Linked DNA regions of Homo sapiens: region 1 is linked to region 2. The links are chromatin loops, found by intact Hi-C in ENCODE. Cell type or tissue: heart right ventricle. All regions are shown on one strand. Links, peaks and the distances in the headings refer to the core of each region. The heading gives the core; the rest is flanking DNA.

Region 1 (4,471 bases), core at 972-3,471, 640 kb before region 2:
GGGCCTATCTGTCGGATCTTAGATGGAGCATCCAGAAGCCCCACCCTTCATACTGGCCAGAGTGGCCCCTGCCAGCGCCTCTCTGGAGTGTCATTAAGCTGAAAGTGTTTGCCTTACCTCTGCAGTAGGATGCATTACTGAAGTGGCCTCTTGGTCACCTAGCTCTGAATTTTCCTGGCTCCAGAAAGAGGCTGTGGGGCACAGGTCCCCCACAATGAGGCTGTGAAGGGGAGAGAGGCAGGCCTGGGCCAGGCACAGGAGGACAACTAGGGCTTCTCAGGAGCTGTCTCAGCCAAGAGTCACACACTTGATACCTAAAATGGCTTCAGGAATCTTCCAAGACTGAAGACTTCCCCAGGTGTGGTCTAGGGCCTGCCTGCCTCAGAGCCATGAGCAGAGCCGGTCAAAAGGCTTCCTAGGGAATCCTACCCCAGACATTAAAATAGACTCTTGGTGCTGGCAGGTGGCTGGAATCTGCGTTTGTAGCCAAGTGCTCTTCCTGTGTGACTCAGCAAAGTGGGGGTGCATTTGGGGAACACCCGGGGCTGGGGCCTGAGTCCTCCACCCAAAGCCAGGTTTGATTCTTGCATTCCCCTCCCTGCCTTCCATCCAGACAGGCCCAAAGATGCAAGAGGCGTTGATCAGCCCATCTCCATCCATGCCTGTTGCCTCAGAGAGGGCCGACGGCTTTTAAAATGCTGTTGCCATAGCAACAGCATCCAGCCAGTGGGTACCACAGGCAGGGAGCCACAGAAACTGGGGTGCTGGGATGGAAACTGACTTGTGAGAGACCACAGCTACTGCTAGAAGGAAGGGGGGCAAAGCGGGCACAGGTAATCTAAGAATACTTGGGCGGGAGGAGTCCCCAAGGTTACCTTGTGCATCCCTCTGTCCCCAGAAAGAACTGTACCCCAACAATCTCTCCCCTCACTGCATCCCCTGGGGAAGAAGGGAATGCAGAAATGAAATGTCATAATGAGTAACAATGTATAAAAATATCGAATAATAACAGCTAACATTTCTTTTGCATTTTCTTTGTGCCTAGCTTTGAGCTAAATCCTCTAAAAGCTTTACAGGGCTTGTTGAATTTTTTTTACAACATTATGAGGACTGATTCCACCCTATTTTACTGAGGACAAAGCTGAAACTCAGAGAGATTTGGAGGTACCTTGCCCAGTGCCACAGTGAGGGGCAGAGCTGGACTTGATCTGGGCCTAGTTTATTGACTTTGCCCAAATATGCCCACAGTAGGGGCATGGCATGGCATGGCCTCCCCCAGAGATTCCCTGCGAGTGATGACATAGCTTTGAATCAGCAAAGCCTCAGCCCCTGAGAGACTGCTCTGAGGAGGCAGAGGCCACAGTGCCCCTCCATGGGATTTTTAAACAAAGTTTGAAGCCTGCTGTGGTGGAAGAAGATGGGCTTTCAAGGAACCCCAAGTCAGCCAGTGATGTGACTGTCAACATCCCACTGTGATGGGAACACTTTTTTCAAGCTCAAGGGGCTGGTAGGCAAGAGACAGAAAGAGAAGCACAGCCTGGAAGTCAGGCACTTCAGGTGCCACTCTGCCCTGTTGCTGATGGCCTGGTCACCCGAGGCAGGTTGCTTCCTCTCTCTGGTGCTCAGTTTACCCCATCTTTCCAATGGAGGCGTTGGATGGATGAGGATCTTTCTCATCTTGGAGAGCCCTGCTTTTGAATCCAGGCTTAACAGCCTAGTGCCTCTGAGTAGATAGGTGCTCCTCAGTTTTTCCATCTGTCCACTGGATTTGCCAAGCCTGCTGGGTCAGGAAAATAAGATCTCTGGATCCTTGTGTTCCACACCAAGACTTCTTCCTTTCCAGAGGAGTAGCCATCTTGTGAAGGAACAAAGCTTTGAAAAGACTTTTCACTGCTGGGCAGTGATGTGGGGCAGACATAGGACTGAGCCCCAATAGAAGTCTAGGCACTTTACAGTTCGCAAAGCACTTTTTGTCCATCTATTTCCCATCTGATATTTACTACAACCCTTTGGGTCACAGAAGTCATACTCTGAGATGGCCCCATTTTACAGATGGGAAGACTAAAGCCTGGAGAGGGGCAATGACTTGCCCAAGGTCACACAGCCAGGAAAGGGGCCAAGAAGGGGAAAGCACAGGGTCTGGGCCTGGTTCTGGATCAATGCCAAACCCAGGATTGTGGATGAGCGTGTGTTTTGTCAGCCACTTTGAGGTAGGCCCCTCACACCCTTGTGACACAGACAGGGTGGCTGTCACACCCACTTTAGACCCAGACAGGGTGGCTGGCTGGGGTCAGAATACAGTCTGACCTCATAAAGCAGAGATGTCCTGTTCTCCAGGGGCTGTGAATTGGCCTCCAGCCCAGGACAAATTTGCCTCGTCTCAAACCCCAGCTGAAAATAGCTCTCTGAGGCCAGAGCCAGAGAGTCCCCTGTAGGGTAAGTGCTCTGGATAGGCGGCAGGACTCTGGGGGTCCCATTGCCCTCTGCCTGGGGCATGCTGGGGAACTCTGGGTAGTCAGGTACTTCCTTAGGACCTCCTTTCCCCATCTGTGAAATGGAGGGATTAGGTCAGACCAGGAAGGAAAACTGGTGGTGTTTTGCATGTGGAATCTCTGACCTGCCCTTCCAGTCCTGCTTCCCTCTCTGTGCACTGACCATCCATCCAGGTACCCAGGCTGGAAACTTGCAAGTTGTCCTCAAACCTCCCCTTAACCCCTAAATCCACTCTCCTGATCTCTCTGTTATCTTCTACTTCTCTCTCCCTCCATCGTCCTCACCCTCATCCCAGCCTCCATCCTCTAGCCCCAGACAACTATAACAGGGTCCGCAGTGGTCTTCCTGCAGTCACTTGGATCCCCTTCATCTGTTCTCCACCCAGAAACTAGAGGGGTATTTCAAAATGTAATATAATGTCAGCCCCGCTTAACCCTGAACAGTAGCACCTCATAGCTCTCCAGATAGAAAATCCAACCTTTCTGTGATCTACAAAGCCTGTGTTGTCAGCCTCTGCCCTCCACTTCAGCCTCATCTCAATCTCCATGTCTTCTGAGTTCCAGAAGCACTAACTTGTTTTCATTTCCTCAGCCATTCCAAGCTTTTTCTGGGGTCAGGTTCCCCAGAAGTGGACCTAGGGGTGAGGATTCAGGTACAGGTGATTCATTGAAGAGGTGATCACAAGAGAAACCAGAAAGGCAAGCAGAACAGGGAAGGGAGGGAAGCCAAGGTGCAATTTCAGACCAAGTCCCTGCCTCTGCCTGACTGCGTGGGGGAACTCTGGAGGACATTTTACACCTCCAAGGCACTTCAGGCTTTCTGCAGAATCATGTGGCACAAAGCAGAGTCTGGTAGCTCCAGGGCAGACCTTGGAAGAGAGTTGCAAGTGTGGGCCCATAAAAGATAATATTCTGTATCAATAATATGTAAAAAGCTCTCACAGCTAAATACTACTATTAATAATAGTAAATTTTAAACTGGACAAAGGACCTGAATAGGCTTTTCTCCAAAGAAGATGTACAGATGGCCAATAAGCACATGACAAGATATTCAACATTACTGGCCATCAGGGAAATGCAAATCAAAACCACAAGGAGATATTGTTTCACATCCACAAAGATGGCTATAATAAAAAGACGTATAACAAGTGTTGGTGAAGATGTGGAGAAATCAGAACTCTCATACACTGCTGGTGGCAATGTAAAATGGTGCAACTACTTTGGCAAGCAGTTTGCCGGTTCCTCAAACTGTGAAACATCAAGTTATCATATGACCAAACAATTCCATTACTAGGTCAATACCCAAGAGAAATGAAAACATATCCACACAAAAATTTATACATGAATGCTTATTGAGAATTATTTCTGATAGTCAAAAAGTAGAAGCAACCCAAATGTTGATTAGCTGTTGAATGGATTTTTTAAAAACGGATTTTAAAAATATACACATAATGAAATATTATTTAGCCATTAAAAAGGAATGAAGTCACTTCCTAACATTTTACGAAGCCACTCTTATCCTGATATCAAAGCCAAATGTGGACATCACAAAGAAAATTACTAAACTTATGAATATACCTCATGAATATAAATGCAAAAATCCTCAACAAAATGCTAGCAAACCAAACATGACAGCATCTTAAAAGGATTATACAGCATGACCAAGTGGGATTTATTCTCGAAGTGCAAAGATAGCTAAACATAAGAAAATCAATCAGTGTAATATGCCAAATTAATGGAATAAAGGAAATTAAACCACACGACCATCTTAATCAATGCAGAAAAGGCATTTGACAAAACCCAATAGCTTTTCATGATAAAAACACTCAGAAAAATAGGAATAAAAGTGAACATACTCAACATGATAAAAGGCATTTATGAAAAACCCACAACCAACATCAAATTCAATGGTGAAAGACTAAAAGCTTTCTCTCTGAGGTCAGGAGAAAGACAAGAATGCCCACTTGCAGCACTGCTAT
Region 2 (4,471 bases), core at 667-3,166:
CAAGGACTTCAGCCTCTGGGTCCTGTTTTGCTTGCCAGTTTCTCTTGGTGCTTCCCCCAGCCACTTCCCAGGAGGCAAATTAATATCTTCCTTGGTAGCTGTGATCATTTAGAAATGAGGTCAAAATTAAAAGGTAGCTTGTTTTTCCCTGGCATTTCTCGACATCTCTGACTCTCCAGCAGCCTCTGCTCATGTGTGTCTCTTGGCGCTCCCTCCAAACTCTCCCACCACTGCCTCTTCCCTCACCTGGGTCTGGCCACCTAGAAGAGGAAGACGGGAGTCACCACAGTCCTAGTGGGAAAACAACTGCTGGGCTCTGGGGCAGGGACTCCCACATAGGGGCCACCTGAGAGCTTCTGTGTCAAAAGATCTGGGACCTGAGAATCATATTGACCGAAGCTCCCAGGCAATACTGAAGCTGGACCAAGTTTGGAAGCCTTAATCCTTGAGTTCAGAACCACAACCTACCTGCAAAGACAGGGAATACGTAGGGAGGGCTGGATTCCGTCCTGGGATCCCTTACAGCCCATCCCGCGTTTCACACACCTGTCCCCACCTTGGAAAAAGGCACTTCCAACTACCCAAGGCTTCAAGGCAATTTGATTTGATTTGATAAATAAATTAAATAAACCCTATTTTTTTTATTTATTTATTTTTATTTTTTTGAGACACAGTTTCACTCTGTTGCCCAGGCTGGAGTACAGTGGCATGATCCTGGCTCACTGCAACCTCTGCCTCATGGGTTTAAGCGATTCTCCTGCCTCAGCCTCTCGAGTAGCTGAGAATACAGATCCATGCCACGATGCCTGGCTGATTTTTGTATTTTTAGTAGAGGCAGGGTTTCACCATGTTGGCCAGGCTGGTCTCGAATTCCTGACCTCAGTTGATCCACCCACCTCCACCTCCCAAAGTGCTGGGATTACAGGCATGAGCCACCACGCCCCGCCAATCCTATTTTAAAATACATCCAGAATCCACCACCTCCACAGCCACCACCTTGGTCTGAGCCACCAGCAGCTGTCCCCTGATTCATGGCAACGGCGTCCTCTCTGGCCTTCTGACTGCCCTTCACGCCCTGCCCAGGCCCACTCTCCACCCAGCAGCGTGAGGATCTTATAAAAGGATGAGTCTGATTGTTTTCCTTGCCCTAGCTCACCCTTTCCACTGACCTCGCCTCTGCATGGCTGACTCCAACTCATCTTTCAGCTCCTGGTTTAAATGCTGCCTCATTGGAGGGAACTCCCCTGACAGCTGCAGCTAAGAGCAGCCTCCCCCTCCTCAGTCGTCCTTTCTGTCTGCCCTTTCTTGGTTTCCTTCACAGGACTTTGTAATTGTTTGTTGGTTTGTTGTTTACTTGCTTGGCACGCTGCCTCCTCTCTCTGGACGGTGGGGTCTCTAGGGGCAGAGCCTCACTTTTCTGTTTACTGCTCTCTCCCCGGCACCCAGCACAAGGCCACGGACAATGGGTGTCTGTATACAGTTCTAGAAGAACAGGAGGGCAATAACTGATTGGTCCAATTCATCGTTTTGAGTCGGGCTGCTTAGGTAAGGATGCTGTAGGCGCGATCACCATCCCATGGTCCAGTAGGCAGGTCTAGGAATGAGCAGGGTCTGGAGGTGGTCATGTCTGGAGAATGCAAGGATGGGATGCCCAGGACGCTGGCCCAGGCTCCCCTTAAGCTTCTGACCTGCGCTAGGATGAAGCCGAAAGCAAGGGAGAAAACTGAACATGCCTGTTCCCTACACACCCATTTTACAGATGAATAAATGGGTCCTCAACCTAGCCCTCACAGTGAGCAACTTCCAGAGGGCCAAGTCCCCCCAGCCCTACCCTCCAGACCTCATCCCTGAGCTGGCGGACCTCCCCACAGCTGGCGAGGGTCTCTGAGGGGACTGAGAGGTCATTGAGTCCAATCCCCCACCTCTGAGCCAGCCTGTGCAGCCCAGGTAGAGAACAGCGCTCCCACTGCATTTCCTAAGTCTAGGGACAAGCTTGGTGCTGTGGAATTTGGGACTAGAATTTAGGAGGTCTGAGTAGCCTCCCTTCTCCTCCCTGGGTCTCAGTTTCCCCTTCCTGGGGGCTCTGGGCGTCAGGCGGCCCGAGCGTGGTCTCTGGGGCCGCAGCCGCTCTCCACGGAGCGCTGGCGCCCCCTGCGGGAGCGGAACGGAAAGAGCAGGCCGGGCTCTCGTCGCCGCCGCGATTTTCCCACCGTCTCCTCCCAGGCGCCGGGAGGCGGCGGGAGCTGTCTGAAGGCGGAGGGCGGCCTCTTGGGGTCTGCAGCGCCACCAGGCCTGGAACCACAGACGAGACAGATTCACAGACACACAGAGACACAAACACCCACCGACCTCAAAGACTCCAGACCCCTAAACCATGCACACAGGTGCACCCACCCCTTCCCCAGGCAACCCCGGCCCCTTCCCGCGGTCCCAGGAGCCCCGAAGAGCAAAGGACAGCTGTTGGCAGAAGGCGTGGACAGAACTCGGACACGCGGGCCGGGTTTCCTCACGCGAGTGCGTCCTGGAGGCCGCTCAGAGGGTGGGAAGGAGAAGGGGAGGGGCTGGGCCTGCATAAGTCCCCCATACAAGAGACAGCCTGGGTCCCCATGTAACCACCCCGTGGGTTCACCTTGCCCGCTGCCCGGAGACAGCCAGATTTCTCAGAGCTGGCTGGACACGGGAGTTTTATTTGTACTCAAATCGGCCTCCCTGAAGATTCTGAGGCTGGAGTTTTTCAAGGATAGTTTGGCGGGCCAGGAAATGGGTGCTGCTGACTGGCTGGGGATGCAATCCCAGGGGTGTGGAAAATTGTCCTGGGGTGCTGAGTCCGCTTCTGGGTGGGGCCACAGGACTGGGGTGCCACCCGCACCCCCATGCCCCAGCCATTGGTAGTAAGAAATGCCAAAAAACCTGAAAACTTGTCTCAAAAAGTCAATCTTGGACTCTCCAAGAGTGATGTTATTTGCAGGAGTAACCGGAGAAGTTGCGAATCTTGTGGCCTCTGGAATAATGACTGATAATCGGTTACAGCTCCACCTTAGCAGAATGTAGGCACTTCTCATCTTCCTAACCTAGTGCTCTTTCATTATCTTTACAAAGGCGGTTTAGTTTGGGAGATGGGCTATTATCGTTTAAACTATAAACTAAATGTCTCCCAAAGTTAGCTTGGCCCAAGCCCAGGAATGCCTAAGGGCAGTTTAGAGGTGAAAGGCAAGATAGGGGTTGGTTAGATGGGTCTCTTTCACTGTCCTAATTTTCTTACTGTTATAATTTCTGCAAAGGCAGTTTCATCAAGGGAGAAGAGTGGGGCCAGGGACACAGCTGCCCCATCTCAGCATCACAGGAAGCCCTAAGAGAAATTCCAGGTGTGGGATAGAGACCCCTGGCATGACCATGGTGACCCCTCTCCTTTGTCAACCTCAACAGGGTTCACAAAAGTGTCCAGGCCCCCTCCCCCAACTCCCTTCCCCTCCCAGCCCCCACACCTGCCAGGAACCCCAGCAGTAGCCTGTGGATGGGGAGGAGGCAGAACAACAAATTCCTGGGTGTAGCCCTTAAGTTTGGAAATCAGGCTGGCTGGCTTTTTACTCATTCAGGTGGACTTGCAGCACTGGCTACATGCCATGTGTGTGCTGGGCACTGTGCACATTCTGTAATGAGCAGTCTCTGTCCTCCTGGAGCTTACCTGTATAATACCTCATATTATATAGGTAATATAATGCCAGTTGGTAATCCAGCAATTCCACTGTTAGGTATACCCAAGAGACATGAAAACATACAGATATGTCCCTATATGAGAGGTGTGTAAACCAGAGCAACTCTATCTTGAATGGGGCCAGGTAAAATCAGGCTGAGACCTACTGGTCTGCATTCCCAGACGGTTAAGGCATTCTAAGTCATAGGATCAGATAGAAGGTCAGCACAAGATTCAGGTCATAAAGACCTTGCTGATAATAGAGGTTGCAGTAAAGAAGCTCTTGCCAAAAGCAAGATGGTGACAAGAGTGACCTCTGGTCATCCTCACTGCTACACTCCCACCAGCGCCATGACAGTTTACAAATGCCTTGGCAACGTCAGGAAGTTACCCTATGTGGTCTAAAAAAGGGAGGCATAAATAATCCACCCCTTGTTTAGCATATCAAGAAATAACCATAAAACTGGGCAACCCGCAGCCCTCAGGGCTGTTCTGTCTATGGAGTGGTCATCCTTTTATTCCCTTACTTTCCTAATAAACTTGCTTTCACTTTACTCTGTGGACTTGCCCTGAATCCTTCCTTGTGTACGATCCAAGAACCCTCTCTTGGGGTCTGGATCGGGACCCCTTTCCTGTAACACCTATGTTTGCACAAAGACTTGCATGCGAGTGTTCATAGCTGCTTTCTTTCTTTCTTTCTTTTTTTTAGACAGAGTCTCGCTCTGTCACCCAGACTGGAGTGCAGTGGCGTGATCTCCGCTCACTGAAACCTCCGCC

Evidence for each region. A loop is a pair of places that touch in the nucleus more often than their neighbours do. Peaks named below come from ENCODE experiments on the same cell type or tissue, not always from the same donor. Only the 100,000 strongest peaks of a DNase experiment are listed, where the experiment ranks them.
Region 1: a loop joins it to region 2, with 5 times the contacts of the local background. A loop is called at or near these places in 62 of 110 quality-filtered maps.

What each region holds. Positions count from the first base shown.
Region 1 is chr20:38,207,048-38,211,518 of GRCh38, reverse strand. It overlaps KIAA1755, which reads left to right. Exons shown (of 14, transcript NM_001029864.2): 14 at 1-1,016. Among named protein-coding and RNA genes, the nearest start is that of TGM2, 44 kb to the right of the region's middle. In heart right ventricle, for the core only: no CTCF peak of the experiment used is centred there; a DNase peak (open chromatin) is centred at 2,348; H3K27ac peaks cover 2,415 bases.
Region 2 is chr20:37,562,305-37,566,775 of GRCh38, reverse strand. No RefSeq gene overlaps it. Among named protein-coding and RNA genes, the nearest start is that of LINC01746, 6.6 kb to the left of the region's middle. In heart right ventricle, for the core only: CTCF peaks have their summits at 1,946 and 2,149 (motif pointing left); a DNase peak (open chromatin) is centred at 2,171; H3K27me3 peaks cover 2,500 bases.